6 separate regions of the Mus musculus genome follow, and regions 1, 2, 4, 5 and 6 are each linked to region 3. A link is a loop called in an ENCODE intact Hi-C map of the cell type or tissue named here. Cell type or tissue: heart. All regions are shown on one strand. Region 1 holds the start of Agap1 (ArfGAP with GTPase domain, ankyrin repeat and PH domain 1). Region 2 overlaps Agap1 (ArfGAP with GTPase domain, ankyrin repeat and PH domain 1). Region 3 holds the start of Gm41914 (a long non-coding RNA gene). Region 4 overlaps Agap1 (ArfGAP with GTPase domain, ankyrin repeat and PH domain 1). Region 5 has its middle 64 kb from the start of Gm41913. Region 6 has its middle 130 kb from the start of Gm34331.

The links. A loop is a pair of places that touch in the nucleus more often than their neighbours do. Peaks named below come from ENCODE experiments on the same cell type or tissue, not always from the same donor. Only the 100,000 strongest peaks of a DNase experiment are listed, where the experiment ranks them.
Region 1: it touches region 3 in a loop (5-fold over the local background); 9 of 42 quality-filtered maps call a loop at or near these places.
Region 2: it touches region 3 in a loop (4-fold over the local background); 5 of 42 quality-filtered maps call a loop at or near these places.
Region 4: it touches region 3 in a loop (7-fold over the local background); 15 of 42 quality-filtered maps call a loop at or near these places.
Region 5: a loop joins it to region 3, with 2.2 times the contacts of the local background. A loop is called at or near these places in 3 of 42 quality-filtered maps.
Region 6: a loop joins it to region 3, with 7 times the contacts of the local background. A loop is called at or near these places in 7 of 42 quality-filtered maps.

The regions. Positions count from the first base shown.
Region 1 is chr1:89,454,553-89,459,552 of GRCm38, reverse strand. It overlaps Agap1 (ArfGAP with GTPase domain, ankyrin repeat and PH domain 1), which reads right to left and starts at 4,742. Exons shown (of 18, transcript NM_178119.3): 1 at 3,961-4,742. The coding sequence starts at 4,123. In heart, CTCF peaks have their summits at 2,971 and 4,823; DNase peaks (open chromatin) are centred at 2,932, 3,602, 3,922 and 4,822; H3K4me3 peaks cover 2,669 bases; H3K27ac peaks cover 1,556 bases.
Region 2 is chr1:89,629,524-89,634,523 of GRCm38, reverse strand. It overlaps Agap1 (ArfGAP with GTPase domain, ankyrin repeat and PH domain 1), which reads right to left. Exons shown (of 18, transcript NM_178119.3): 5 at 3,995-4,136; 6 at 230-364. Among named protein-coding and RNA genes, the nearest start is that of Gm41914, 51 kb to the right of the region's middle. In heart, CTCF peaks have their summits at 278 and 2,552 (motif pointing right); no DNase peak of the experiment used is centred here.
Region 3 is chr1:89,579,127-89,584,126 of GRCm38, reverse strand. The region is part of intron 1 of Agap1 (ArfGAP with GTPase domain, ankyrin repeat and PH domain 1); the gene reads right to left. It overlaps Gm41914 (a long non-coding RNA gene), which reads left to right and starts at 3,200. Exons shown (of 5, transcript XR_003947925.1): 1 at 3,200-3,374. In heart, CTCF peaks have their summits at 542 and 2,697; DNase peaks (open chromatin) are centred at 2,696, 3,176 and 4,006; H3K4me3 peaks cover 2,328 bases; H3K27ac peaks cover 2,213 bases; H3K27me3 peaks cover 1,013 bases.
Region 4 is chr1:89,523,745-89,528,744 of GRCm38, reverse strand. All of the region lies in intron 1 of Agap1 (ArfGAP with GTPase domain, ankyrin repeat and PH domain 1), which reads right to left. Among named protein-coding and RNA genes, the nearest start is that of Gm41914, 55 kb to the left of the region's middle. In heart, CTCF peaks have their summits at 2,683 (motif pointing left) and 4,136 (motif pointing right); DNase peaks (open chromatin) are centred at 2,724, 3,487 and 4,144; H3K27ac peaks cover 280 bases.
Region 5 is chr1:89,321,226-89,326,225 of GRCm38, reverse strand. No RefSeq gene overlaps it. Among named protein-coding and RNA genes, the nearest start is that of Gm41913, 64 kb to the left of the region's middle. In heart, a CTCF peak has its summit at 2,953 (motif pointing left); a DNase peak (open chromatin) is centred at 3,455.
Region 6 is chr1:89,233,173-89,238,172 of GRCm38, reverse strand. No RefSeq gene overlaps it. Among named protein-coding and RNA genes, the nearest start is that of Gm34331, 130 kb to the right of the region's middle. In heart, a CTCF peak has its summit at 2,710 (motif pointing left); DNase peaks (open chromatin) are centred at 2,602 and 3,092.

The sequences.
Region 1 (5,000 bases), 120 kb after region 3:
CATGGTCTCCAAGCCTGTGTCACCTTGTACCACCAAGGCAATGCCTTCCTAGCTGAGCATCAATGAAGACACACCTATCCAGATTTGGTGTCTGCATGCACCTGTGTCTGCATGCACCTGTGTCTGCATGCACCTGTGTCTGCATGCACCTGTGTCTGCATGCACCTGTGTCTGCATGCACCTGTGTCTGCATGCACCTGTGTCTGCATGCACCTGTGTCTGCAGGTTCCACATTTGGTTACGCCCAAAAGGACATCGGACATCCCCTGGAGCTGGAGTTACAGGCATCCACCAGACATGGATGCTGGGAACTGAACTTAGATCCTATGAAAGAACAACAGTGTTCTTAACCACTGACCCATCTCTCCAGCCCCCCAAAAGTTACTGATTAGTGGGATACCACAGACTCCTAAAACAGACACTTCTTATAACCTACTGCTGTCATTCTTAGCTAACTTCTAAATCTGACAGTAGGCCCTATAGCTGAGGTCACCACATACGTAAGACATGAAGAAATCAGGCTGGTACTGACCTGGGATTTCATCCCCACTGGCTAGCAGTCATAGTGCTGGAAGGTTATATTTATGTGACCAAGAACTAAAAATATTTGACAGTTTTACCCAGCTGTGGATCCCACAAGCTGTAACAATGACTAGCCTACCAAGATATATCCACTGGCACATGGCAATATATGCATTAGTGGCACAAATGTTATAGGAGTAACCAACCACTTTCTGGTTGGATTTAAATCTCGTTCTACAAGACGCACTCTATGTCTGGTGTTGCTAACTAAGCCAAAAACACATGTTCTGCTAGGTTATAGGCCTGAGGGGAGAACCTAATACTATTGTTCTCCTATAGGGATATAATAACAAACTGCCCCCTGAATTAATCTTTATACCCTTAGATTAGTACAGCTCCCAACCCTCATCAGAGAAGCTTCTTTTTGCAGGACAGATTAATAGACACCCACAACTGGTCAATACCCAGAGCATAAGAAACTGGGAAGTACCCAGCTCTGAAGGGAACACCTGTCTAACACTTGCTCCCTCTCACCAAGGCTCGGAGATCCTTGCAGAGGAAGGGTCAGAAAGATGACAGTGGATGTCAACACTGAAGCAGGATTCGCTGGACGTGACATCACTGTGCACATAAATAAATACCAGCTATGATAGCGTTCACAAGACCAAGGCTGCCAAAATTCCAGCACAGACGAGGAAGGGCTCGTCCCTAGCTGAGGAGCATCTGGCACTTAATGACTGCTTTGGGGAGGAAGAGTCAGTTTTCTTCAAGGATGTGGCCCCTAAAAGAGCAATGGATGCTCCAGTGGACAATCCTGCACCAGTGCACGTATGCACAGCAGCAGTAAATGGGCCTGTGTATTTGTAATGGCAGTGAGAGCGAGGAAGCGCATCAAGTTGGGAGGGGAGATGGGAAGTGACTGGGAGGCAGAGATGATCAAAGCACACACGCATGCGTGAGGTTCTCAGTAAGAACCGTTTATCCTCTTCTCACCCAAGACCATCATGCTACACAACTTGGCAACGCTCTCACTATGCCAAACACCGAAGAAGCAGATGAAAGACCTGCCCGTATCTTAAAACTTACACAGAAAGGCCAATCCGTTATAACCCATGAATTAGGATTTAATTACAAGAGGCACAGTGAGGTCCTGAAACAGTGATGCATTGGGAAGACAGAGACCCGGGGCCTGACTGACCCTTTAGTTCAGAGGTCATGACCCCTCCCAACCTCCACCTCCTCCTCTATATGGTGAGGCCGTTGTGAATACCAAAACATCTGTCCTCCAGTTCTCCACAAATGTGCAGTGTACCGCTGTAGATAAGTAAGGGCTCAACGAACAGAGGCAGATACCACCGCTTCTTCTCCGGGCTCACTGAATTTACTACAGACTTGGCACAATATAGGCATTTCTAGTCCTAGCCGAAAGAATAGCATTATCAGAGTCTCCAGCATGAGCCATCCACTAGCTCAGGTTTCACTGAGAATGACAAAGGTTATAAAGAGAAGGGGACATGGACTCGTCTTATTAAGGTGAGCATCAAGCTATCAAGGAGAGATCATTGCGGAAGAACAACTTTAAAAAAAAAAAAAAAAACACGAAAGAACATCCTCTTGCTAACAAGACCCTAGAGTGTAGCTTTAAGAATGGGAAATGAGTCACACTCAGCTGGAGGTCTTTCTCTCCTCTAGAGCAAGAAGCTCCAGTCAGGTGCATTCCATTCCTGGCACCAGCTTTCAAAGGGTTTCATCAGACTTCTGTATACGCAGCCAGGAAGCTGAGCAGCCATCTGAGAGAAACACGAGAACCTTTCAGCACTTCTGACAGGAACCCACAGACGGCTCTCAGAGGAACCCATCAGCTCTATCTCCTCACCATCAACTGGGAGGATGATGAGGGGAGACAGTGCCCTCCTCAACACCACAAAACTCCATGACACACAGAAGAAGCTGTGCCTCTTAGTGGGTCTGGAAGCATCTGAAGCCACCACAGGCAGCCATGAACACTCAGGGGGCCCAGGTGCACTGAGAGCCAGTCCCTCATCAGGATGGAGCTTGCTTGGACCCTCCCCTAGAACTACAATATATCCGGTGGATAGTCAGTCAGTCTTCCAGCCTGCCTGGGACGTGGTTCAAGTACATGAGGCTGCCAAATGCCAAGAGGATCAGCAACAGAGCCTCCACCATCTCTATCCAAGCAGCCAAGTTTTAAACCCAAATACTTCAGGGTTAGAAGTTCAGAACACACGGGAGCCAAGCTTTCTTAGGGGCAGAGGCCGTCTCACAACAGGGGGAGGAGTCGGGGGAGGAGCCCAGGGCAGTACCTGCACCTGTTTTTGAACACACTCCTGCTAGACTTGGAAGGTTCCCATGGCTCTCAACAGAGGACTCACTAGCCTTTGGCAGGCGCAGTATTACACTAGGACAAGCCACCTGCAGGCCTTTTACTGTCACTGGCCAACAGCAACTCAAGAGGATAGACTGCTAATCCACTGGCTGATCTATGACACATTACCCATTTAGATGCCACCTGCTCCCCCAGGTAAATGATGGCAGGCCCGAAGAAACAACCCAAGGAAACAGGTCAGGCACCTAGTAGGAGAGAAACGGGAGCCATGGGTAGTCCAAAGAGAGCACAAGCCAGGGCAAAGCCACCGGCTCCATCCTCCCCTGCAGGGATACTGCCTTGCCTGACACTGGGGGCTCAAAACAGTGTTCTGTGCAAACACAGGCTTACAGGCAGCAAGATCATCCACTTTTCCGCCCCTTGGGTGGCTCCCAAGTAGCCGACGGATTAAAGTGCCCCTTTCAGCAAGACAGTATCAAGGTGTCCTGCCTCCCAAGAAGGGTTATAATTTGCCTCAGGATTTTAGTACAAAACGGCCAGCGTTTGTACAACGCCAGTCCGATCAGCACTGGGGCATGATACTGCCTGGGTCCCATTGGCTTCCTACATGTGCCACCTCCCCTGTATCCGCGAACTGGAGGGGGGGGGGGGTAGCCAGCCATGAAGCAACTGAATAAGCTGGCCGGAACAGCATCCCCAGCAGCAGCGCTTCTCAAAACACATCTTCAACGTCCACGAAAGACACTCAGGCCGGGCCTGATAACCTGTCAGGGATCCAGTGGCGCCATCCCAAGCAGCTGCCCCCAGGCGTCTGCTGGGCCCGGACGGGGCTTGCGGGCCGCCCCGGACGTAGCAGCACCGTGCCACTTTCTCACAGGAGAGACTCCATTGTCCATTATCAAATGAACGCTGACAACCCATCTTCCCTGGCTGACTGGCCGGCCTTGCGGGACAAGAGGCACCGCAGTGCTCTCTCCGCCGGGCAGCCGCGTGTGTACACACGCAAGCACACACGCGCGCACACACCCCGCCGCGCCAGGGGCGCCCGCTCCCCCGCGCTTTCCAGAAGCCCCGGGCGGCCTGGCCCTCACCTTCGATGGCGATGACGTGCTCCCGAATCTGGTTCTGCAGCACCGGCTCCTCCACGCGCTCCAGCAGCTCGTAGATGGAGTAGATGTTGGGGTGGACCGACTCGAAGCGCTGGATCTCGGCCCGGATGGCAGCCGAGTTGGCCAGCTGCTGCTGGTAGTTCATGGTGCAGGCGCGGCGCCCAAAGCCGCGCGCCCCCCGTCGTCGCCGCCCCGCGCCCCGGAGCCCCGCGGGCCACCGAGACCCGGGGCGCCGCAGCCCCCGGGGAGCACGGAGCCGAGGAGGCGCAAAAAAAAAAAAAAAGAAAGAAAGAAAGAAAGAAAGAAAGAAAGAAAAGAAAAGAAAAAGAAAAAGAAAAAGAAAAGAACGCTGAGGATGAAGCAGTAGAGGGGCTCAGTTCATAGCAGGGACCAGCGTCCCGGGTCAGCGGGCCGTCCGGGAAGACCGCGGCGCCATGGAGCGCGGCCGGCCGCGGAGGAGGCTCGCTCGGGCGCCTTCCCGCGCCGCAGCCGCCCGCACCCCTACACGCCGGCCGGCCGAGCAGCCATTAAAGCGCAGGCAGCACGGCGCTGCGAGCGCCGGGGCCGAGGCCCCCGGGCAGTGGCCGCTCTGCTCCGGGCGCACGGCTGCGGCTGGGTCCGCGCGCTTGTGAGTGCCGCGCTACCGCGCGGGCCGGGGCCCTCAGCTGCCCTGCGCCGTCCGCCAAGCCGGGACCGAGCTGTAGGCGCCTTGCCAGCCGCGGAGACCGCTCCGAGCGCCGCCCGCCGCTGCCCGGCCAGCCCCCTCCCTGGCACGCAGGGCTCTGGCCCACGTCGGCCCCGCCCCCGCCTGCGCTCGCCGCCCTCCGGCCGCCGCTGCGTCCTCGGCGGCGCTTCCCAGCGCGCCGGATCCCGGGGAATTGCGCCAGACCCCGCCCCGCGCTGCCTCTGGGCTTGCTGGGACTTGTAGTCCATCACGCCGGCCGGCCCGCGCGCGTGGGGTGCGCTGTGCGATCGCGTCGCAGCGCACTGGGCGGGCCCCGCGGGACGTCCGGATGCCGCTA
Region 2 (5,000 bases), 50 kb before region 3:
CAGTGACACACCTGTGCAGAGCAGGCTACACAGTGACACACAGATGCCATCAGGGACTACTCTGCAGGGTTCCTTCTTCTGAACACAGCCCCTAAAAGTGTAACTGGGAGCAGCTGCCCAACGCTGCTGCCTGCACACTACGTGGTGGGCTTCTGTCCCCACAGCCACGTGTGACTGTTCTCCCAGAGTGTGTCCCAGAGCCCCTGCAGTCACAAAGCTGGCCATTTACCGTCCTGGAAGACCCGCTCCACGTTGAGCCCATAGGTGGCGCACGTCTCATAGTACGTGCACCTCTTCAGGTCATTGGAGAGCTTCCGAGCCCTGACGTCATCGATGACCCTCGGGTTGGTGGAACTTATGGCATCTGCAACAGACAAGGACAGGGTGCTCACTAGCATCTGCTTCCCATGACTCTAGAGCCCACGGGACTTAACCCTGCCCCACAGCCAGTTGCTTCCTGCAGCTCTGGGGGCCCCTGCAACTCAAAACCCATCAAAGCCCATGGAGAAGTCATTCCTCCCAGAAGTTGGGATTCTGAAAACAGTTCATCCTCAAAATTGGGCTCAACTCAACCCCTGGGGTAGGGAGGTCACACATGTCGTAACACTCAGGAGGCCAAGGTAGAAGGACTGAGGTCAAGGCTCTTTTGGAGAGAGGCTCATTATCCTATCCTTTAGGCTCACTTGGTGTGTCGAAAAACAAAACAAAAACAAAAACAAAATGTGTGATTTTGGACACTCGGTGTCCATGTGACAACAGCCTCCCCAACAAAGGTTCCTCGGATACAGCCCAAAGAACATGTCCATCTGTCTTGCCCAACAAGTAAGTATATCTGACATATGTTTACAACAAGTAGGGAAAAGGTCCTTTTTAAAGGCGTAAACATTTTTATTTTTAAAGTAAAATAGGAAGGAAATAAATTTAAAACCATAATTTCTCGAAGCCTTTGTCTAATTTGGAAAGCACAGACCACCAAGCTCCCATTTTATCCAGCCTGGGACCCCAACAAACTGCAGCTACCCCATCCACATATGAATTCAGGTCAGTGTGTCACAGAGGTGGCCCTGGGCCCGCAGCTCAGCTCAGCTCTAGCTGGCCCCCGTATGCACCCACTTTAACTTGGCAGTGTCCTAACGCTGCATCTCCTAATCAGTCTAACTGCAAGTCTTTGGGGGTAGAACAGGCCTAATGAGCACCGGAGTGGTCCTTCACTCCCCCATGTGGCCCCAGATGAGCAAGCATAGGCCATTCCTGCCCTAGAAGATGCACTGAGCTCAGCACCACCTCTCAGCACTGGCCTCCCGGCCTCCTGCAGGCTGGGTATCCCTAAGAGTTTCTCAGCTCTCTCTCTCACCCTAACAACCCCTGGCCTCTAAAACCACCTAGCCTAGCCAGCAGAAAGGAACCCTCAGGCACCTTCTCATATCACCTGAGGGCCTTGCTGCCGACATCCCCAGTGTTGGCACAGGTGCCTCAGGAGCCCACTGAGCATGGAACACATGGGTACTGACAGAATATCATGGGGAAGCCGCACAGAGTCCAGCTTCTGCCATAGGTGCCCTTGGTCCCTCAGCCCAGTAACAAGGTCCAAGCAGGGCCCCAGAACAGCTGGTCCCATACTGAGATAAAAGAGATTAAAAAAAACAAAAAAACAAAAAACCCTAGATCAAGGTCAAGTCCTATGTCCACTGACTCTTGACACATGACTACCTGACCTGACATTTCCTCTCCCAAAGCACTGAGGGGCTACACTAGCTCTAGTCTAGGAGCGTGGGCCAAAGCCTGGACTCTTACTCCGCCCCACTGCAAACAGAAACAAACGCTGTAGGCATGAGAAATGCAGCAGGCAATCTGTTCTTTCCAGCCAGCATGAGCCACGGAGAGTCCACAATGGGAAAATGTTGTGTCTCAGAAGCAGGCCCACATGGCTCTTACACACTGGGCTGCTGCTGGGAATTGCCCGGTCGGTCATAGACAAAGCATTCCTTCAGAATTTTCCCCTGCTCCAACTGTGGGGGAAACCTGGCTGGGAGATGCAATGGCTTTAAGACTCCACTTGAGGACTTTCCAGAGCAGACACCTTAACCATGCCACCATGTTGCACAGTGTCAATGCTCTGGTAGCAGGTTTCAGGACTTCTAGGGTCCACACATGCACACACACACATAGATGTTCTAGCCATTTCCATGACAGGCTGTGATACTTGTATAGGACCTATATCATCTGCTTGCATACTTCATCTTAGGTTACCTGGATGGCAAGTGTACCATGCACAAAGCTTACAACTTTGGTACAGCTAACTTCTTGGTACAAAGATCAGATTGGCCCTGAACTTACAGAGATCCACCAGAGTGCTAGTAAAGGCACGGACCACCACACTGCTTTGTATTTTTGAGACAGTCTAGTTTTGTAGCCCAGGCTAGCCTTCAGTGGCAATCTGTCTTTCTCAACTCCCTAGTACCATGATTACAGGTGTGTATCACCTGTATTTTACTTTTCCTGTTGTTGGACCACATGAAGACAGGAAGGCCAATTGCACATTAAAAACCAAAGCACTGTCTCCAGGTGACCAGCAGAGGGAGCTATAGGAACAAAAAAGTCTTCTATTTGGTTTAAGATTGGGTGGCAGAGTTTGGTGCTGCAGGCTTCAGAAATAAGAAAGACCACTGCATGCATCCGAAAAGAAAAGAAAGAAAAGAAAAGAAAAGAAAAGAAAAGAAAAGAAAAGAAAAGAAAAGAAAAGAAAAGAAAGGAAAGGAAAGGAAAGGAAAGGAAAGGAAAGGAAAGGAAAGGAAAGGAAAGGAAAGGAAAGGAAAGGAAAGGAAAGGAAAAGAAAAGAGGAAAGGGGAAAGGGGGAGGGGGGAGGGGGGAAGGGGGAAGGGGGAAGGGGGAAGGGGGAAAGGGGGAAAGGGGGAAAGGGGAAAGGGGAAAGGGGAAAGGGAAAAGGGAAAAGGGAAAAGGGAAAAGGGAAAAGGGAAAAGGGAAAAGGGAAAAGGGAAAAGGGAAAAGGGAAAAGGGAAAAGGGAAAAGGGAAAAGGGAAAAGGGAAAAGGGAAAAGGGAAAAGGGAAAAAAGGGAAAAGGGAAAAGGAAAGGAAAGGAAAGAAAAGAAGAAAAGAAAAGAAAAGAAAAGAAAAGAAAAGAAAAGAAAAAGAAAGAAAAGGAAAAAGGAAGGAAGAAATGGTGGTCTCTATGGGAACACAATTTTAATATTTTAGAAGTGACACACTGAGGGCAGGCAGCCAGTGCCTCATTACACAGCTCTCAAACCCTGACTGCACGTCAGCTGGTAAATACCAGATTTACTAATTCCAAATGAAATAGCAAAAGCAGCTCAAATTTTAGAAAAGTCAGGAAGGAATACTCCACAATTTTGCTTAAAACCTTGGCTGGACTCCAGTGGCCAATTCCTGAGAGCGAGTCTGTGACCAGGGCTGAGGGAGTTGTCCGATTCTGTGTGACAATCACCTTACTCAGAGGACATGTTTTAAGTGATAAGAAAGACAGTAATAACTGAAGTCACAGGGAGGCTGTGGCCTTTGTGAAGGGGCTGCTGGGTAGAAAAGGAGAGACCATGAGATCCTGAGAAATAACAAGGGTGAGGGCAAAACTCAACTGTGTGTCACAAGCTAGTACCAAACGGGCACTGAAAGTCGAAATTAACCAGACACTTGGTGTAACAGAAATAAATAAAAACAACCTGATTACAAGGTGTCTTATGCAAAAGGCAACTAAGGCATCGTAATGTAGACAAACCATGAGCCAACAGGTTTTCCTAAAGCACCAGGGATGGGGTTGGGGTGGCAGATGTCTGTCTGAGCCTGAGTGTCATTTCCATAGCACTAATCAAGAAAGGCCACGTGATGGTAATTCTCATTCTGAAAAGCAACTTCAGCCCCAGCCCCCACTTTCAGCTTCAGGTCATTTCCAAATTCCTCCATACTGCGCACATGCCCACAAAACCTTCAGAAACACCCGAGCAGAGCTGGCACTCACCCTGGGTCCCCACCAGCACTAATGGGATCTCACTGGTGTTCCTGTAGTTGGCCATTCGGCTGTAGTAATGGTAGACAGTCTGGAAACTGATCTCATCCTCCAAGCTGAAGACAAAGATGACCGCGTCCACCCACATGGCGAACTGCAGAGAGAGGAGTGAAGAAGGGCAGCTGAGCGGGGCCCAGGATGAGGCTGTGAGGCCTGACGTCCGTGTATGCACTATGGCCAAATTACTGATGTTCCCTCGTGTGTGTGTGTGTGTGTGTGTGTGTGTGTGTGTGTGTGTGTGTGTCCCACACTGCAGATGCAAGGCTCTACCTGTGCCCTGAAGCCTCCCCATCTGGAAACAGGCCATGGGGGTCAGTCCACACAGCCTCCACAGAACCTTCCAAAGACTTAGTGGACCTCAAGTTGAGTGGGGACTCTTCCTCTGCACCCACACAGTGTGCTCAAGAGTCGTAGTGCCCACAGCGCACACCAGTGAGAGTGTTTTCCCAGAGAGTTCCTGCTACAGCAGAGGCTGAGCAGCCACCAAGCACACCCACCCACTCAGCTCCCTGCTGGGAAATTACTACTCATTTGTAGCAAAGTTAAAGGGGGAGTGGTAAGGTTAATCTATACCCAGGCCTCTTCCATCATCGTATTTACAACAGCTCTCTTATTTACAACAGCTCTCTTGGGAGGATGAAGCTGAGGGAGAGACCAGGCTCCCTGCAGTGCCCAGCAACCCTCTCTCACAGAAGCTGAGACAGTCTGGATCCAGTCTGTGTCTGTCTCTTTACATGTGTAAACAAACAAGGGAGCCCCAATCTCCCCCTGGAAGCTCACCCCGGGGAAGCTCTTAGGGTCAAGGAAGAGCTCCTAATTAATTGTGCCTGCGTGTGAAGTGACAGCCACCTGCAACAACTGTACGCGTTTCAATGTGGAATATTTACCCAAGAGACTTACAGACCTCAAGTTCCAATGGCACACACATAGGTCAGTAAGACCTTGGGGCAAAGTTTTC
Region 3 (5,000 bases):
AATATGTAAAAGGCACAGGATCCTAACCAAGTGGGAGGACCTGAAAGCTGGGGTATTTACAACACTATCTCTAAACGCCTCAGGACTGGCTGCACCCAAGTCTTGAGGAGTGACCTGACATTTCTGACATTTTCACCAATGGCAAAGACTTCATCTGGGTTAAAGGTGTAGAGCCCCCCCCCCCCCCCCCACACACACACACAACCTAGACTTTACAATAAAGTGAGAACCCAGAGTTCTGTGTAAATGTGTTTGCTAAGACACAATACACTTAAAAAAAAAAAAAGGCTACTTTCAGCTTTTGTTTTCCCCCTTTTCTGAGACAGATCTGATGTAGCCCAGGTCTCAAACCTGAGAGAAAGAGAGAGCGAGCGAGAGAGCACGAGAGCACAGGGTGACCCTCCTAACTCTACTTCCCAAATGCTGGGATTAGAAGCACAGGTTGTGGGTTTTCTACAGGACCCATAAAGTGTGTGGTGATGGTCAATCCACAGAGACAAGCAGTAAGATCATTACTACAGCCATTCCTAGTAAAACCTTGCACCCCTAGGGGGCAAACTTCCAACACACCTAACACCTTTACTATTGCAAACCCACTTTCAAGCCTTTGTCCCAAAGGAAACATCAAACCTCAAATGCTTTTAACTTGCATCCAGGTGCAGCTCAAGCACACTCATGCCAATCACGCCGGTGCTCCTCCCCTCTTCTCTGTAAAGCAGGTGCTTATCTGAACCCAGGCAACTAATTACTATTTCCTACCAAGTCCACAAAAACAGATGCAATCCCACTGGTAAACAAGAGCCTTTGTAATGGCACTTCCTCTGTGCAAGTAATGGCAACAGCCACTCCGTGCAAGCCAACTCCTTTTCTCTTCATTTATGCTCATGGGTGAGCTCACAGACTGGTATTGTGGTTCAATGTGTAGAGGTCAGAGGGGCAACCTGGGAGAGTTAAGTTCTCCTTCCACCATGTGGGCAATAGGGATCAAACTCCATCATCTTGGTGACAAGTGTCTTTACCTGGCTGAGTCAATCCCACTGGCCCCCAAAATAACTTGTGCCATTTCCTAACATTGTAAAAGCATGTGGTGAGGGAGAGAAAGTAAGAGGGGTTAATGGAATGGACCAAGGAGTCTGCCAAAACGCTGCAAGGCATGTTAAAACTAGACAGGTAAGGCAGCTCACCCTAGCAAGCCTGGTGACAGGTAACTTCCTATCAAAACAAAGAAAACAAGCAGGCAAGCAGGCCACAGCAGGGGGAGTGGGGGGTTGGCTCCAGAGCACTTCTCTTCCCTAGCACATTCCTAGGGCCAAGGCAGCAATATGGAAAGAGTTTGTCTTCCCAGTATTGTCCCCTGTCAAGGTTGGTTTTAGTGTGAACCTGGACCCGAGGCAGTCAGCTCCCCTGTGCCGCTCGCCCAGCTGGGAGAACTCTTTCCCCGAATGGCTGGAGCCAGCTGAGATTTGCTCAGGAATGGCTACACACCAACGCTGCTTTTCTACCTCCATAGCCAGCAGCAGCAGCTTTTTGTAATTAGACACATGATTAAGGAATCTCCCTAGTGAAATGCCCACTCCCCTTCCCACACAGTAGGTGTAACAATTACTCCACCCATGCCCACTCTTTTCCCTCCAGGTGATCTACAGAACCCATTTCCATCCATGCTTTGTGGCTTCAGGAGGCTTCTGCCTCCGGCCCCCCAATGTTATCTATCTGATGTCTAATTTATTGTTTTCAGTATCTCCACAAGGCCCTAGTAGGCATGTGAGAAAGAGACCCCTGAGATTTCAGGGTGGGCTGCAGGACTGTCACTTCCAAGCTTTCACGACCAGTTCTGGCTTGCTTTCCCAATGGCATGTGGGGGTAGAGGAGCCTGGATACCTGTCATTCATTCTCACCAGTAATGAGCTGACTACCAAAAGCTCTATAGGTAGGACCCGCCAAATCAGCCATCGCAGCACTTACAGATGGTGGAACCAACAGCCTGTCCCCACGTCCAGGAAAGGAGAAAAGGATCGACTCAAAAGGAATCCAGGCTCCTCTTGGTCAGCCAGTAGCTGCACCTGCATTGTACTGTCCAGGACCAAAGCTGCTATACCCACTCCACCCTCACCCCCGGTCTAGGCTGAGGCAGGCTCTAGCTCCATACTTCTGATGGAGAGGGCTGAACCAGCACCAGCTGGAGGCAGCAATTGGCCAGGTAATCTTACCCTAGTCAAGCTAAGGCCAGGTGGCAGGCCCAGAACTGCTAAAGCATATAAAACGGAGAGACAGCATTCAGTAGTACCCAGGCTGCTGTACTGAGCAGCAGGCTAGTTCACACCCTCGCGACCACTGGCCAGCTGGACACCGGGAAAAGCAGGTGCCCGCTCTGTTCCCGGGCCTCAAAGTGCTCACACCGCAGTCGGCTGGAGCGCAGACCCAGCCCCCACCGCTCCTGCCCAGGAGTCCCCGGCTGGGCTGCCCTGCCCACCTCTGCGCGGGGACCCCTCGATGCTCTCGGCGCTGGACGAGTGCGTGTCGGCCGGGGCCCGCCGCAGGCTGAAGTAACCGCGAGAGCGCAGGGCGCCGCTGCGGGGTGAGGGCCCGCCGTCCCTGCGCGCGAAGATGCCACTGAAGAAACGCAGCAGCCGGTGCTCCGAGGCGGCCCCAGGGCCGGCAGCCGCGGCCCGCGCGCGCTCCAGCCGCTGCAGGTCGCTGTTGTCCAGCGTGCGGTTCTTGCTCTTGCTGCGCTCCCAGCGCTCCAGGTCTGAGAGTGCATCGTTCTTGCTGAGCACCTCGCCTACGTCCAAGGTGTTGCGCTTCTCCGCCGCCGGCTGCGCTCCGGCCACCGGCTCCGGGACCACGTCCGCCTCGACTTCGTCGTCCGGCGCCCAAGCCAGACTTCCAGAGCTGCTGTGGCGCCTCCCGCCGCTCAACGCAGGGCTCCGCGGCGCCTCGGGCTCGCTCCAGTGCCTAAAGCTGAGGCTCCGCCGCAGGGGCGCGGCCCGAGCCTCCTCACCGTCAGGACTGCTGGGCGCCTCAGCCGTGGGGCTGCCCATCAGGTCCGCGGGCTCCGCGCTGCGTGAGCACGGCCGCAGCCGCCCGAGCTCCAGCTGCCCGGTGCTGCGTGTGCGAAAGGCGCGGAAGTCCCAGGCGCGCGGCCCGATCTCAGGATCCTCAGCCGCCGCCTCCTCGGCCTCCTCCTCCAGCCGCCCGGGCGCCTCCGGGGAGCGCGCGGGCCGGGGCCGCCGAGTAGGACGCGGAGCCGGAGCGGCCAGCTGCTCCTTCCTGACCATGGTCACCGAGATGCGGTAGACGGTCTTCCTGGGGGGCGTCCCGCGCGACATCGCGTCTGCGGGCGAAGACGCGGGTTCGCCGCTGCTGTCCAGCAGGTACATGTCCCCAGGGGCCGCGGCCGCCGCGCCGCCCTCCGAGGCCGGGCTGCATCCAGCGCCGCCGACCGCCGGGACGCGCGCTTCGGGCGCAGAGCTGGCCAGGTGCTGAGCCCGAGCGGGCAGGGAGCGGCGCCCACGCCCCCCGCGCGCAGCGAGGCCCGCGCTCAAGCTGCGGGAACAGCGCCCCTGGAGTCCGCCCGTCCGCGTGCCACGCGGCCCGACTGCCGGGGTCCGCGCCCGGGGAGCCGAGCCATGGGGGGCCGGGCGGGCGCTCAGGCACGGAACCCGCCTCGCCGGCAGGTGCGGCCTGGGTGCGCAGGGCCCGCGGCGGGCGGCAGCGCCCGCGGCTTCATTGTCTAGTGCACGGGGCCCAAGCGCATCCCAGGGCCTTTTTCTGCACAGCTCGGCGATCCGGCAGCCTCCGCCTCTCCCGAGGCTCCCGGGCGCGCGAGTAGCTGCGCCGGCCGCGGTCGGTCGAGGGGCGGGCGGGCGGCGGTTTAAAATGGAAATGCGCGCCGGGGCGGGGCGGGGCGGGCGGAGGCCGACGTGCGGAGACTGCGGGCCGCGCGCCCAGCGGGGCCTGCGGGTCCCGGGAGCGCGGAGGCGGCGGCGAGCGCGGCGGAGGGCAGGTCCAAGCGCTGGGGTGGATCCCCCGCGCGGAGCGGATCAGCTCCTAGCAGTAAACCTATACTACACTCTCCAGGACCTGCTGCAAGGTCATCTGAGGCCTCAACTATCCCTGAAGCTTAGAAAATGAAACTCAAAGGACCTGCTGGAAAAGCACCCCCACGAGGCTGGGGCAGGAGGATGGTTGAATTTAAGGCTAGTTTGATCTTACACGTCCAGTTATCCCAGCCCACCCACAAGGAAGATACCAGATCTCAACAATAATAAAGATTTCTTTGGAACCTGTAACTTCTAACTCCTCGAAAACAAGAGGATCTGGAGAGATGGCTCAGCAGCTAAGAGCACTGTGTTCCTACAACCCACGTAGGGATTCACAACCAGCTCTAACTCCAGTTTCAGAAGTTCTATGCCCCCTTGTGACCTCCAAATGTGCCTGTATGTTCTCTTGGTACATTGTACATACACATAATAAAAAATAATTTTAAAAAAAAGATCACACAAAATCAGTCACTCCCTGGCGCCAGTGGTCTCTAAGGTAATTTATATGGTGTTTTCCAAAATATAAATCTGCTACCTGAGCAGCAGGCTTAGAAGCAGGAAGAGCAACTTGCCAGTCTCCTCTCCTTCCTGACCACCTGGTTTCTCCACCAGTAAGATGGAGATAACGGCTCCCTAACTTAGATTAGCACTCTTGAGGCAACTGGAACCTCACCATGGAACCTCATGGGGGGGGGGGGGGTGTCAGGCACACTCACCATGAATATTTAAAAGTTGCATATCCCTTCACTCCAGCTCACCTCCCCAAGTGTTCATCCCCACCCCCGTGTGATACAGGATTTATATACAGACATCAAGCCAGACCATCAGACTATCTTCTGATCACAGATGTGCTGCTTCGTCTTCCGGTTTACAGGGCCCACTCAGATGCTGATAGGGTCTCCTCTTGGCCTACAAAGGCCAGGGGACCCTGGAGGCTACACATAGGCAAGGTACAGG
Region 4 (5,000 bases), 55 kb after region 3:
AACTCCTCCCAGGAAAAAGTTCCAACTCGCCAGGCTGCATTGAGATGTCCCAAAGCACAATGTGATTGCATCTGATAACACCCCCAATATTCCTACCCACTGCTGGGGGGCCATGTAAAGTATAATGACCAGTAGTATATGGCTTATACCATTTGGGGGACTCCATGGTTCATGCTGTCCAAATTCAAGTCCTCTGAGCACTACCACCAAACTCCCTGAAACTTAGCATTGTATGATCGTCCTCTGTTCTGCATGGGCCACGCATGGAAAGCAAACCGGACCTATTAATTATCCTAGGAAGCACCAGGGAAGTGTGGCCCAAAGGAGCACCCTGCAGGCCGCTCTCTACAGCCTTGAGTTAGGAGGGGGTCTTGAAGGTGTTTTCAGCTCTCGATTAATTTTTAAAACCTTTTTAAATTAATTAACATTAAAAATTAAAAGCAAAGATGCTGCCAGTTGGGTCCAGTAGAAGCAACATGTTATCAAGACATTTGACTGCAGGACCCAGGGTCACCTGCCTGAGCCACCTTACTCAGTACCTGTGACACACCCAGAGGGCCAATGGAGCTCCACAAAAACACCTGCCAGCTTACACCAGCTCTGTAAGCATGGGCGTCTGAGGCCACTGTGCTCGCTTGGCAAGTCTAAGATGAATGACCCGGCGCAGTGAGACGGGGCAAGTTGAGGCCCTGCTGTATGTGCACACACTGGCTACTTCCCCAGCTGCTGAAAGAAGGTACTCCGAATGGGACACACTGCACTGGACTTCCGTTCTCCTGGGAGACAAGGGGCAGAGTACAGAAAAGAACAGCGTCTGGGAGATGAGAGAAGCTGGGTGGTCTGAAGGGTTTCGCCATGTGTGGCCTGAGATCAGGCCCTGCACATGGCTGTCCTGATCCAGAGTGAAGTCACCTAGGCCCGCATCTCCAGGAACTGCGTTGCGAGTGATGAGTGCTGAGGCCCTCGTTGGCATCTAGGTGCCCTCTGAGGCCAAGGCCTACGGGAGTCTGCTCACTCCCATCCCTTCCCCACAGAGCTGACTCGGTCTGCACGGGCTGCCACAGACTCAGTGACCTGACCATGCACAGGTGTTCTGAAAGCTTACATCCAAGGTCAGGTGTCATCCAGGACACCATGGACAATGGCAGGCCATCCCTTAAGCCAATGACTCACAAACTACCCAAGGTTGGGACCATTAATACAGTGACCCTTGAATACAGTCCCTCCTGTTGTGGCGACCCCCAATCCACAAAAGTATTTCCTTGCTACTTCATAACTGTAATTTTGCTACTGTTATGAATGATACCATAAATATCTGAGATGCAGGATATCTGATATGTAACCCCTGTGAAAGGCTTGTTTGGCCATCCCCCAAGGGGTTGCGACCCACAGGTTGGGAATATCACTGCCTCAAACTAGAGAGCATTTTGTCCTCACTATGCATCACAGTGAGAGTGGGGACACTCACCTTACTCTGCCAGTTTTGCTCTGGAAAGGAGGTCTCACTATGCTGCCCAAGCTCCCCTCAAACTCCAAAACTCAAAGGTTCCTCCTGCCTCAGCCCCTCCAGTGCTAACACCACAGTCACCAGCCAACCAGCCCCATCTTTATGACCTAATCCCTAAAACTTCCCCTCTACCCAGCATGGGGAGTGTCACAACCCAGTCCAGAGTCTCAGTTGACAGTCACCATCCATCTCTTCTCTAGGACTAAGGAATAAGAAAGGAGGGAATATGTTCTCCAAGGTGCCTTCTCTGTAGAACCCTGCCATTCAAAACTCATCAGAAACACTAGCATCTACTTCTACCAGCCTGGCAAGTACACCAGTGGGAACCCCAGCTCCTTCTGCACCCACCCGGACCAACAAGCATTGCCTGGAGTCCATCAGAGACACAATTCTAGGTGTCTCATATCTGCTGGGCACAATTCAGCCTGGAAGGAGGTCTCCGGGACTCAGCACATGGATCCTGAAGGCCCAGAGGGCTCTGGTCTGAGCCACAGACCCTCTCCAAGGACTCCAAGAAGTTTAACCTCCTGCGCTTGCCTAGCTCCTCCCACCCAGGTGTAAGCATGTATCAGCTGAGAACACAGAGGAACACAGGAAAGGGTCTGCAGCCCCAGGTGTCCTGGCTGGCACCCTGACCTTGGAGTTGTCTAGTCACCTCAGGCAGAGTTGGATTCTCAGCATTCATGGCCAGCTTGCCATGTCACTAACGTGAAATCAGATTAAGACAGTGACCCCTGAAAGTATGATGTCCCCTCAGGACTGCAGTATTCCACTGTGTGCCCAAGCACTGTCCAACCACTTTGGAGACCACTACCAGGTGAGGAGGGGTGCCCACCCTCGATGTACAACTGTACTTAGCAGTACACCACCAACCCCGTGGTTCTCCACCGTATTTCTACAGTCCACTCTGGCTGCTGCTGACTTACCAAAAAAATGAGTGTTTGCAAACCAAACAAACGTATACACTTTCCTTAATTTTCAAAGATGACTAAACTTTTCATAAATGGCTTTTCCCGCTTCATATTACTACCAACAGCTAATTCCGTTGGGTTCTTTCAGCTACACACACTCGGGCACATCCACACGGAACAATATGAACACACATCTTTAGGGATGGATGTCACAGACTCCGGGCAGTGGGGACAGCACTCTGTTTGCATGTCTCACTCCCTCCATCTACTGGTGGCTGATGAGAATGAGTCAACCAAAAACCTGGCTTCAATTTAAAACAATTGGCAAGATCACATGACCCACCCGTACCTGGGAATCTACCCAAAGGCCTAAGCACACCGCAGGGACACCTGCTCGTTCATGCTGCTCGTTCATGCCTACCGCATCGCTGTTCACTGCAGCCCAGCGTCTGGCAGCAGATGAACGGGTGAAATGTGGTACATACACACACAGGAGTTTTATTTAGCCATAAAGAGAAAATAAAGTATGTGTTGGCAAGAAAACCGACAGAGCCAGAGACTGTCATAATAAGTAAAGTAAGCCAGACCCAGACAGACAAATACTGTCTTTTCTCTGTCACACGCAGAACACGGGTGTTATACACACCACACCACACCTCCACACACGCCATGAAAGTGGGAGGGGAGCTACTTGGAAGGAGCAGGTACAGGAGTGGGGAAGATGGGAGCAGACAAAAGATGGAGAAGACAGTGAGAGAGAATGATACACTTGATGCGATTATAAACACATGCTTTGAACAAATAGAAAATATGAAAACCAGCAGCACCAACAAATGTCCACAGCATCGCTTCGGTCACAAATAAAGAAATGAGTGATTCAAAGCCAGGTCAGAACAGGAGCAGACAACAGTGACCACTGGGGGAAGGCGGGACCTGGACCTCACTCCCTTCCTGGACGGACAACCTCTGCATCCTGGACAGGGGTTCTATCAGCATTTCTAGTGGGCGGGGACATCCTCCCAAGATACCTGCTCTTCTGCAGTCAGTGGGGAACCGGGGCCATGCAGAAATTAGTGCTGTAACCACGCAGGCTCCCTTACAAGCCTTTTGTTCCCCCTCCAAGTCTTCCTGCTTTCTGGAGACATCTGAGCTATCTCATCTGGGTCCTCCTTCCTGTCAGCTGACCTGGGTCCTGACTCCACCCACTGCTCCCCAATGGGGGAAATGACCCCTCCACTCAGGAGCTTATAATCATGTTTCTATCTTTTATAAAGAACTAGCAGGTTGGCTTAGTGGTTCACACCTTTAAGCCCAGAACTCAGGAGGCAGAAGCAGGGGCATGAGTTAGTTCAAGGCTAGCCTGGTGGGGGTTGGGGGACGACGACACTCTGCCTCAAAAATAAATAAATAAAATGAAAAAGAACTAGCAGCTCACAATGCACTAATCACTCTCTCAATTCTTTCAAACAGAAAAAGAAAAAAAAAAAGGTTAAATCTCATGGAACCCTGGACAGGAAATAATCCCAGAGGTTAGCTGTAGGAAGAGCAGAGAGAAGAGACCAAGATATCATTTAAGATATCAGAACAGAAGACCTGAAAGTCATTTCTATTCTTGGGAAAGAAAGGAAGATCACAGAAAGAGATCACCTATGGTGTGTATGTATGAAACAACTGATCCCCTTCCTGCTAAGTATACATCCGCAATGCAAAGTCTGGCATGGCCAGCAGGGGGCAGTATAGGCGAGCAAGAAGCTAAGTCTAAGATCCCACTATCCACTTAGATTACTCACTTCCTTCCCTTCCTGCTGCTTCAATCGCCTTGTTTGCTGAGCATGAGTCTACAATTACCGCAGAACAAAAAATTTAACCTATGTGTACTCTTAAAATTCCCCTAAGAATGTGCCTCATCTCTTTTTTTATACTACCTGAATAAACAAGTCTGAAAGCCTAAAAGCCAAAAATTCACAGTATATGCACTTAAATGTATGTCTGTTTGCATGGTGATGATGTGTTTATGCTACAGTCAGCAAACACAGCTTGCTTAATGAGGCAAAAATCTTTGTCAGTTTTATAAAGCAAAGTTCATGAGAAATATTTAATATGTAAATAAAGCAGTAAAATGTGATCGAAAAACAAAAACAAACAAACAAACAATAACACACCTCACTAATACCACTACAACTCATCGTAAGACTTTAAGCCATTGTTTATTAAGTTAGACTCTCAGGCCTGTGGAGGTCATCAGCAGCCCACCTCTGAGAAGAGTGGATTATCCCACCCATTTCAATGACTCCCTTCACCACAAACCCAGAGGGGTCAGGAAAAGCTGGCTGTGTGCATTCCAGCATGCAAGCCTGCAAAAGTTCTGCCATCCACTGCAGGGTGAGGCACTCAGCTAGCATGCAGGACTGAAGCTGTAGCCCATAGCTTGCCAGCCACCTCAGAGCTGGGCAGGTAAACAAGGGGCTAACAGCTAGAGATGGCTGACTCTAGATGCTCAGTGACCCTCAAAGATAAAAAAGCGGCTGACTCCCACTCCACTGTTCAAAGCCCCTTTCCTCTGACCACAACTGACAGCAGTC
Region 5 (5,000 bases), 260 kb after region 3:
CTGGCTGTCCTGGAACTCACTCTGTAGACCAGGCTAGCCTCGAACTCAGAAATCCGCCTGCCTCTGCCTCCCAAGTGCTGGGATTAAAGGCGTGCACCACCATGCCCTGCATGTTATTTCTTCTTTTTTAAAAAATATTTTTATTAGGTATTTTTCTCATTTACATTTCCAATGCTATCCCAAAAGTCCCCCATACCCTCCCCCCTACTACCCTACCCACCCACTCCCACTTTTTGGCCCTGGCATTCCCCTGTACTGGGGCATATAAAGTTTGCAAGTCCAATGGGCCTCTCTTTCCAGTGATGGCCGACTAGACCATCTTTTGATACATATGCAGCTAGAGTCAAGAGCTCAGGGGTACTGGTTAGTTCATAATGTTGTTCCACCTATAGGGTTGCAGATCCCTTTAGCTCCTTGGGTACTTTCTCTAGCTCCTCCATTGGGGGTCCTGTGATCCATCCAATAGCTGACTGTGAGCATCCACTTCTATGTTTGCTAGGCTGCGGCATAGTCTCACAAGAGACAGCTACATCTGGGTCTTTTCAGCAAAATCTTGCTAGTGTGTGCAATGGTGTCATCATTTGGAAGCTGATTATGGATCCCCGGATATGGCAGTCTCTAGATGGTCCATCCTTTCGTCACAGCTCCAAACTTTGTCTCTGTAACTCCTTCCATGGGTGTTTTGTTCCCAGTTCTAAGAAGGGGCAAAGTGTCCTCACTTTGGTCTTCGTTCTTCTTGAGTTTCATGCGTTTAGCAAATTGTATCTTATATCTTGGGTATCCTAAGTTTCTGGGCTAATATCCACTTATCAGTGAGTACATATTGTGTGAGTTCCTTTGTGATAGGGTTACCTCACTCAGGATGATGCCCTCCAATCGAGGAGCTGGTTCTTTGAGAAAATCAACAAGATAGATAAACCCTTAGCCAGACTCACTAAAGGGCACAGGGAAAGCATTCTAATTAACAAAATCAGAAATGTAAAGGGAGACATAACAACAGATGTTATTTCTTCTTGAGTAAGTTTGATGGTCTTTCCAGGACTCTGCTTGCTAGTTTAAGTCCGCTCTAGTTTAAGTTGTCAAGGCTATCAGCACAGAGTTGTTTAATGTTACATTGTTACTCTTTTGACAGCCATAGGTTCTATAGGAGTGTCTCCTTGTCTGCTGACACTGGTAGATCATGGTTTTTCTGTCTTTTTATTTATTTTCTCCCCTTCCTCTGTAGTGAGGTAGGAGGCCATCAGGCTTTCCATCCCATTGTTCAGATGAGAAATAAGCATTGACAAGAGTCTCTGCCTTACATAATACTTAATGAGCAATCTGGGAGGGTGAGGATGTATCCATTTTGATTTGTATTCCCTCCAGCTTAGAAGGAAGAGGGCTTTCCCAAAGAAATGCCTAGATCCCAGAATTTGTCATATAGAGATTCAGGCACACATAGATAGAAAGATGTAATTCTTGTTCCAGTGTTCATTTACTCATTCATCCAGCCCTTCATATGATTCATTCATTCATTCATTTATTCACTCAATACATTTTTAAAGATGCATTTATCTCTGTGTGCATGTGTCTTTGTGCGTGAGGATATACACGCATGGGTATGCAGGTGCTTGTATCTGTGCTTTTGTGTGGAGTCTGGAACAATACACCAGCTGTCTGTCTTCCTCTCCCATTCATATATTCCTTTGAGATAGAGTCTTTCCACGAGCCCCTGGCTCACATTTTCTTGGTAGTTTGGGAGCCACCAAGACCAAGTGATGCTCCTGGGCTGGCCTCCCTCAGAGATATGCTTACAGGAGTGCAGGGGACATGTGGCATCTTACATGGATGCTGGATTCTGAATTCCATCTTCATGACTATTCATCAAGTGCTCTTGGCCACTGAGCCATCTCTCTAGACCCTACTTAATGCACATTGACTTTCAAACCTGTACTGAAGCTATAGGACATGTGTTTGTGGTGGCCTAACATGTTGGATCCCATGAAGGCAAGCAGTGGTGTCAGGCCCAGAGATTTGAGATAGTCTACCTGTGAACTCAGTACCACAGCCTCTGCCTTGTGCAGAGAGTTACTCAGGACCTAGGCCAGACTAACAGGAGCATCTTTTCCCATCTTCTCGTTATCTTCTGTCCAGTCTGAGGAAAAGATTTTCCTCCAATGTTGTGTGTGTGTGTGTGTTTCATATTTAGTGTGTTTTCTTCTATTTTCTGGAGGAAAAAGCAAAGGGCTGGCTGTCTTCCTTTAAAAGGTAACAGTGTTTGTCCATGGAAGTAGAGTGAATGACCAGCAGACTGTGACAGAGAAAGAGCCAGTATAATTTGGACTGCGAGGCATTCTGCAAATGGCTAGAACCCAGGACTAAAAAGAGCCTCTTTTGTTCTTTAGCACAAAATTCCAGTGATAGCCATTGCCACTCATTGGACCTTCATGGTGAACCTTTAGGGGGACATGGGACAGAGCAGGTGGCCATGCAGCAGGTGTATCTAGGTTCTGAGAACCAGAATTGGACCCCCATGGGCAAGAACCACAGCCTATACTTTCAGGTAGTTGCTTTAAAAGAGCCACCTGGAGCTGAGGATGTTGGTGGGCTCCAGATAGCATTTACAAGTAGAAAGTAGAATAATTTTTAAATAGATTAGATGGAGAAATTAGAATCTGAGAAGCAGGCTCCTGTATATCACTGCTTATGAGTAGAGGAGAATACTGTATTATTGGAAAAATGATTTTTTTTTCTTTTCTCAAAGTCTTGTGCCCATTGAAAGCCAGCTTAAAAAAAGTCAGAGAACTGGAAAAAATAATAAAAAATTTAAATATATATATAGAATTTCAGGGACTAGAGAAATGACTTAGTGGTTAAGAGCACTAAGCACTCTTGCTGAGGACCTAGGCTCCAGTCTCACCCACAGATCTGTAACTCCAGTGTCAGGGGAATCTAATGCCATCTTCTGGCCTCTGTGGGTACTGCATGCATGGTGCGTCTACACACATGCAAGCAGATATGCAAGATTCTTTTAAAAGATCTTCAAAACAGAATTTTGGTTGATGACGTTTTGGGGGACTTTTTAAAAAGTCAGAAATTATCTTGTTCCTTAGTTTATAAAGTCAGGAGAGGGCTGGGTGCAAATAACACTGTGGGTGTCAATCTGCTAAGTGACAATATGTTAATTATCATGGATCTATATTGGGCCAAGAGAAATGAAAAACAACCAAACCAAACAAACAAACTGAAACGCAGAAAGTTACCTTTAAATAGTAACTGAGAAATGGAAAGTCAGGAAAACAAATGGGCGATGGCCCTGGAACCCTTCAGTGACTTCAGCAGAGGCAGAATCTCTGCCTCTCCTTACAGGAAGTTAGAATAATGCCTGTGATTTCCTTTAGGCTCAGAATACAAATACAAGATCCCTGCCAAAACAAAGGACAGCAGCTTCCCACAGCTCTGGAGGCTGCTGGGTGGTTCTTAGGGTAGAGCTCTTGGGAGAGGGCTTGTGTTGTAGTGCCTTATGGGCGTGCTCCAGACAGGCAAGTCTGCAGGTACATAGCTGGCGAGGAAGGGAACTGAGAGGGGAGAGCATGTTTTATCCAGACTGGAGAAGCCCCCATGTTCTACAGCACTCTCTGAACTCTGTGGTTTGAGAGGTTAAGACATTCAGGGGTGCATGGTTAGACTGGTACAGCCAGTATCTAAAGCCACAATAGAGAATGAACCTTGTCCATTATAGGTTAACTTATGTCCCCACTACTACCACCACCACCACAATTCAGTTTCTAGAAGCCTGCAGTGCCCTAGCATCTGTCTAGATGAGGAGACCATGGGTTCTAATCAAGGTGCCTATGCTAAAATGTGGCTATCAGGTTTGGACCCTCATGTCATTTGACTGGAATTCCCATAAAAAGTGGGAATTTGGAGACTGGGAAGAAAGCTCAGAGGCTAACAGTGCTCACTCTGCAAGATTGAGGGCCTGAGTTCAAATCCCCAACATGGAGGTAAGAAAAAGAAAGAAATCAGGCAGGGCTACATGAGCCTGTAGCCCCCAGCACTGTGAGGTGGAGACAGGGGGATCCCTAGGGCTCAATGGGCAGCCAGTCTAGCTGAAGGTGTGAGTGTCCAGTTTCCTGAGAGACTATCTCGAGGTAACATGGAGGAAGCAATAGAGAAAGACATCTGAATTTTCTGCTCTTGCCTTTGCACAAGTCACCACACACTCATGTACATAAACCACACACACGAACAGCTCTCCTCCCCCAACACACACAGGAAGTAGGAGTTTGAATACCCAGAAAGACATTCAGTATACGTGCATGGAACAAAGACCACAAGAATCCAGCAGGAAGGAGGCTACCCAAAATCCAGGGAGATTCAGGAGGAACCACACATTTGACAATACCTTGATCTTGGACTTCCTGTACGAAAATAAGTTTTTATCACTTGAGCTGCTTGGGTCTGACATTTTGTTATTGTATCACTGTTTGCCAGTTATCCGTCACTGTGATATAACACCTGATATAAATCACTTAAAGGAGGAAGAACTTACTTTGACGTACGGTTTCCATCCATGGTTGGCTGGCTCCATTGCTTTGGTCCAAGGCAAGGCAGTGCATCACAGCAGGGGCGTGTATGTGACAGAACACAGATGGCTATCGCAGGGCAGCCAGAAAGCAGAGAGAATTCACAAACATTTCTGGACAAGGTCTATCTTTCCAGGGTATGCCCTGTGATCAGTTTCCTCCAATGAGGACCCATTTTTGTTTTCTACCACTTCCTAATGATGCTATCGTGTTATGAATCCATCATGGGATTCAGCCATTGGGAAGAACTCAAAGGCCATCAGCTGGCAACCAAGCCTTAAACATATGAACCATATCCAGTGCAGACAACAACACAGGCAAGAAAATGAGTACAATAATGCTAAGAAACACCATTGGGCGTTGTCCCAAATGCTCTGCTTCCAGCGGTGGAAACAAACGGTGCAGCAGACGTGGTTCTGTGTGGTGCCATGA
Region 6 (5,000 bases), 350 kb after region 3:
GGCAGTCAGATGTGCACAGCCCTGGCAATAACTTGAAGAGAAAAGTTAAGGACTAAAGGGGGTGGGAGGAGAGAAGGAAGGAGGAAGATGGGGGAGGAGGAGGGAGAAGGGGGAGTTAAGGGGAAGGGGAGGAAGAGGGAGGAGGGAAAGGAGGAGGAGAAGGGGGAGGGGAAGGGGAAGAGGAGGGGGAGGAGGGGGAGGTTTTAAGCCACAGCATTCAGTGGGAGCTAAATCTGCTCCCTCATTCTTGGATCTGGAGACATGACAGATGGCAAGTGGGACCCGACAGCCAGACTGGAGCCTCAGAATATGCTCGCCCCATGTTCTCATGTGTGTGTGTGAGTGTACGTCTGTCTGTAAAGAAGCCTAAATATCAAGTATATGTGCATGAACACAGGTGGGGTCCTTAGGTCGGCTTCTGGTGTCTCAATCACTCTCCGTTTTGAGACTGTTTCTCAGTGAACCTGGAGTTTACCACTTCAGCTAGACTGTCCAGCCATCAAGTTCCTGAGACCAGCCTCTTCCTGTCTTCACAGTGCTGGGGTCCCAGATGCACACTGCCACCCCATCCGGCTTTTACGTGGGTGCTGTGGATTTGAACTCAGATTCTCACGCTTGCACATCAAACACTTTACATAACAAGGCATCTCCCCAGTTCCCTCATCTTGTCTTGATAGCAACAGCCAGAGTGTCTAATTTATCTCAATATACTTAATGTACATCCTAATAAACAAGATGTGAGACCAGGCGGGTGCTTGAAACGGCTTAGAAACTAGGTGGTTGCTATGTGCAAAACAGGCCCAAGTAATGCTTTTGTGCTTTGAAATAATGGGAATAATAAATGTTTGCTGTAGGATGCTACAGACTAACAGAGGCAGAGGGGAGAGAGGGCTGCCTTCAGGTGGAGCAGCTCACCATGAAGGCTCATCCCCAGGTCCCCTGTGGCTTAGGTTTCCTCTTCTGGGCTCAGTCTTGCTGCGAAAAGTCCTTGTGGGCTTCCGGATCCATCTTGGCTTCCGTGGATCCCGCTGTTGATAGCTCTCATGTGGCCTTCTGTGATCAGCTCACAGCACTGTTGGGGACAGTCTAGTCTTTCACTTCCCGAAGACCTAGGTCCCTGGAACATACTTCTCTTGTCTTCTTGAGAAGAGATCTTGTCCTGATCTTTTTGGGGGTGTAGTTTCTTCTAGCACCGCTCCTTGACGCATCGGGGAGCTTCTGAAAAGCATCTGGCCCACCTGCTGCACCCAGGGCTTCTTGAAGGACTTTGCCCAAGGCTTTTCTAGAGCGCAAGTACTGAACTTTCATAATTCTCCATCCCCATTCATAGATATCTAATTACCAATATCTTATGTGTTCCAATAAGAAGTTTCCTCTCAAAACACAACTATCCCCAGAGAAGTCACATCCTGGCCTCTATAGACTTGCTGGGTGCAAGTTCACACTCTCCAGGAACCAGCTGTGACAAGGGCAGGAGGGTTGTCTCGTGTGAATCACAGATTCTTAAACTGAAGGTCATGACTTGGTATGGGGCCATGAAAATGAACACGGGGGTCATGAAAGATGTGGCTGGCAAAAAGGTTTCTGAATATTCAGTGGCCAAACTTTAAATCCCACTCACACAGGAGTCTGCTGGGAACTGAGTCTGCTGGGAACTCGGTGGAAGGTGAGCGAAGCCTCCTTGGCCACGCCCTTGTCTTTACCTGCAGTGGACACTACACTGACCAACAGAGATCATCATTAGAACAACTGGGGTGGGGGAGTCACTTCGATATGCACCTTTGAAGAGGGCTTAGGCTCAAAGTGTGTCTCCTGAGAGCCCCTCACTGTGTCTGCCTCTTGCTTTCTTCCCTCCGTCCCTCCGTCCCTCCCTCCTTCTGTTTCTGTCTTGTGTCTTGTGTCTCCGTCTCTCTCCTTGGGTGTCTATGTCTTCTTTTCTCTGTCTTCCCTCTGTATCCCCGATTTTATGTCTCCATTTTTGTCTCTCTCCCTGTACATCTCTGTCTTTTTGCCTATCTGTCTTTCTCCTCTTGCTGTGCATCTCTCTCCCTTTATAAAGCATTTTAGGAGCTGGAGAGATGGTTAAGAGCACTCACTACTCTTCCAGAGAACCCAATTTCGATTCCAGCACCGATATGGCAACTCACAACTGTATCTCCGGTTCCAGGAGATCTAGTAACCTCTTCTGGCCTTTATGGGCATAAAGTCCATACGATACACAGACACGCAAGCAGGTAAAACACTCATACGCATTATGTATATGTATGTGTATGTATATACTTTTTAAATGTTTATTTGAGAGGGAGGGAAGGTGATATCATGGTTCACAAGAAAAGGCCACAGTCCTAGAGTCTAAGTTGGGGTTCTCTTCTACTGTGCAGGGTCAAGGGATCAAAGTGAGGTCGTCAAGCTTGGAGGCCAAGTGCCTATGCCTTCCGAGCCACCGAGCCAACCCGTCTCTGTCTCTGTTTTTCCCTCCTGTCTGTCTTCCCTCCTGCTCTTCCATCTCTCACTATACACAGGATCAGCTTCTCCTTTCCTGGCTGCTGACCAGAACATCACCCTGAGGCCACAGGCTGTTCAAAAAGGAGGAAGTTCTTTAGCAGCTTGCCCGTTGTCACGGCAACTGTTTCCTTGCTAGCCAAAACATTCACTTTGCATTCTCCCTTGCATGGGTTTCCTGGTCAGATTTTTTTCCTGCAGTGACATCTAGTGTCCAAACACTATGGAAAAAAAAAATCCAATGATTTATGACTGGTCTTGAGGACACTATCATAGCAGAGGGTGTCTGTGGCCCTAGACCCTATACTGTGCCCCTCTGAGCTAGACTAAAAGGTGTTCAAGGGGCTGCTTCGGACCCTTGCTTCATATCACCACTCCTGTAATGGCTTTTTCTCTTCCTGAGTCCTTGATGGTTGCTTCTTTGCTGTCTGTGCTGGACAAGATTCTGTCACTTGTCCCAGGTGTCAGCAGCAATCTGCACCTCCTCGTCCTCTGTCACTCACTCTTATAGGGTGACACGCATGGATGTAGACACGCCTCTGAAGACACCGGACAGCACCCACCCCCATGCTTCCTCTTTGCTACTCAGACTTCTCCAGCAGCCTCATGTGGGAACAGGGCGGGAAGTGACACAGACAGAAACCTCCTGGTCAGGCCCCGAGTGAAATGACCCAGTCGTTTCCTACAGAGACCCAGATTGGGGGCGATCAATCCAGAATGGTTCAACACCTGGATGGTCTCTGGGTCTCACCCAGTTTGGGGAGCAGGGAGCATCCCCGTCATCCCAGCTTTACCCACGTGTGCATGCTTTACCCTGGCCACCCCCTTGTGCTGCTGGTGTCCCCAGTTTTCAAGATGACTTTAGGGCTGGTCTGTCAAGAAGTGGAGCCACTGGCTTTCTACTGCATTCAGAATTCTGCTAAGGGGATTCCCTGGGAAGGGACAGGGAAAAAGTTGAGCACAGGGGACGCCAAGGAGAAGGTGGTTGGGAGTGAGCACGTAGCAAAAGCTTCACTGGAAATGGGAAGAAGGAAGTCAGAAATAATGAACGAGTCAAGCAGCAACCGGAAATGAGCCGTCCTAGGTTTTTAAAGTGGGAGCCACTCTGAGTAGCGTGAGGAAGTCTCTTTTTTCCTCTGGGATGTGGATTATCCTTTTTTTTTTTTTTTCAGCGTATCTGCATGGTTTATGTAACCCATCCATTAATCTCTGTGATGGTAAGCTCTGTTAATTTGACATAACCTAGAATCGCTGTGGATGAGAGAATCTCAGTGAGATTGTTCATATCAGATGGGCCTATAGGCATGTCTGTGGAAGGTTGTCTTGACTGTCTTCATTGATGTGGGAAGACCCAGCCTAAATGTGGGCTGAGCCTTCTGGTAGCAGGTCAGATAAAGAACCTGGAAAGAGAAGAGCGTTGACTTCTTTTTTTCCTAACTGGCTTTCATTCTCACTGATGGGCTCATCTACTCCATTGCTGCTGCCGCTTCCTTCACTAATATTAGCACCATCCTGACGCTGCTAACAAGCTGAAGACCAGCAGCTCTCAAGAATCCTCCAGGCCTTTGGCACCAGATGGGGACTGCTGGTGTGTTGAGAGGGAGAGGCCACTGAGTAGAGACCTCGGGGTTGGTGCCTAACAAACCGATGGATGGGAAATGCTGAAGATGGAGCTGGGGCTTTGGAAAGGGGAGTGTTAGTAGTACTGTGTCCAACACAGAACCTGTGAAATGTACAGGAAGAAAATGCCACAGCCAACAGACAAAGCTCTCCAAGAGCAGAGTAAAGGATGCACTGGAGACCTGAATGGGCTCATTAGCACCTTAATGGTATTTAAAGCAATATGCAAGTTTTCAGATTGTTGAAGCATGTTTGTGTGTGTGTAAGAGACGTGTGTATGCAAATCCATGTTTGTTTGTATATATGTGGGGGGGCATGCTTGAATGTGTATATATCCATGTCTGTATGTGTACAGAAATATGTTTGTGTGCATGTATGTGTGCAGAAGAATGCTCGTGTGCGTGTGCGTGTGTGCTGCTGATACTAGGGTTGCAAATGTGTTTCCTCCCATGGGAAAAAGCTTTGCTGTGGGACACCACCCAGAGCAGAATCTGATCAGCATAGAACCAACCACCAGGCATCGAGTCAGGAACTCACCCAGAGCGTGAGATACATGTCCCAGAGGTGAAGCTGGAGGAGGCTTGCTCCCATGAGCCTTATCACCAGCAGGCTGGCCAGAGAGCTCTGCAGGATGCATGAGGCTGTGGCAGTAATCTTGGGCACTGCTGATTTACAAATTGTACCAGTCTGGCACTCACACTGTTTGCTCGGCTTTAACCTGAAGCTGGAACTGGTTGTCCGGGCAACAGAAAGGGATTTCTGGGTTCTCAAACTGGAAGTTTAACTGGAGAGTTTGTGACACTCAGGACTGCTTAGGGATGGGCCCACCAGCTCCTCCTCATCTGGGAAATGCTTGTCCTGGCCTCATTCATGTTCAG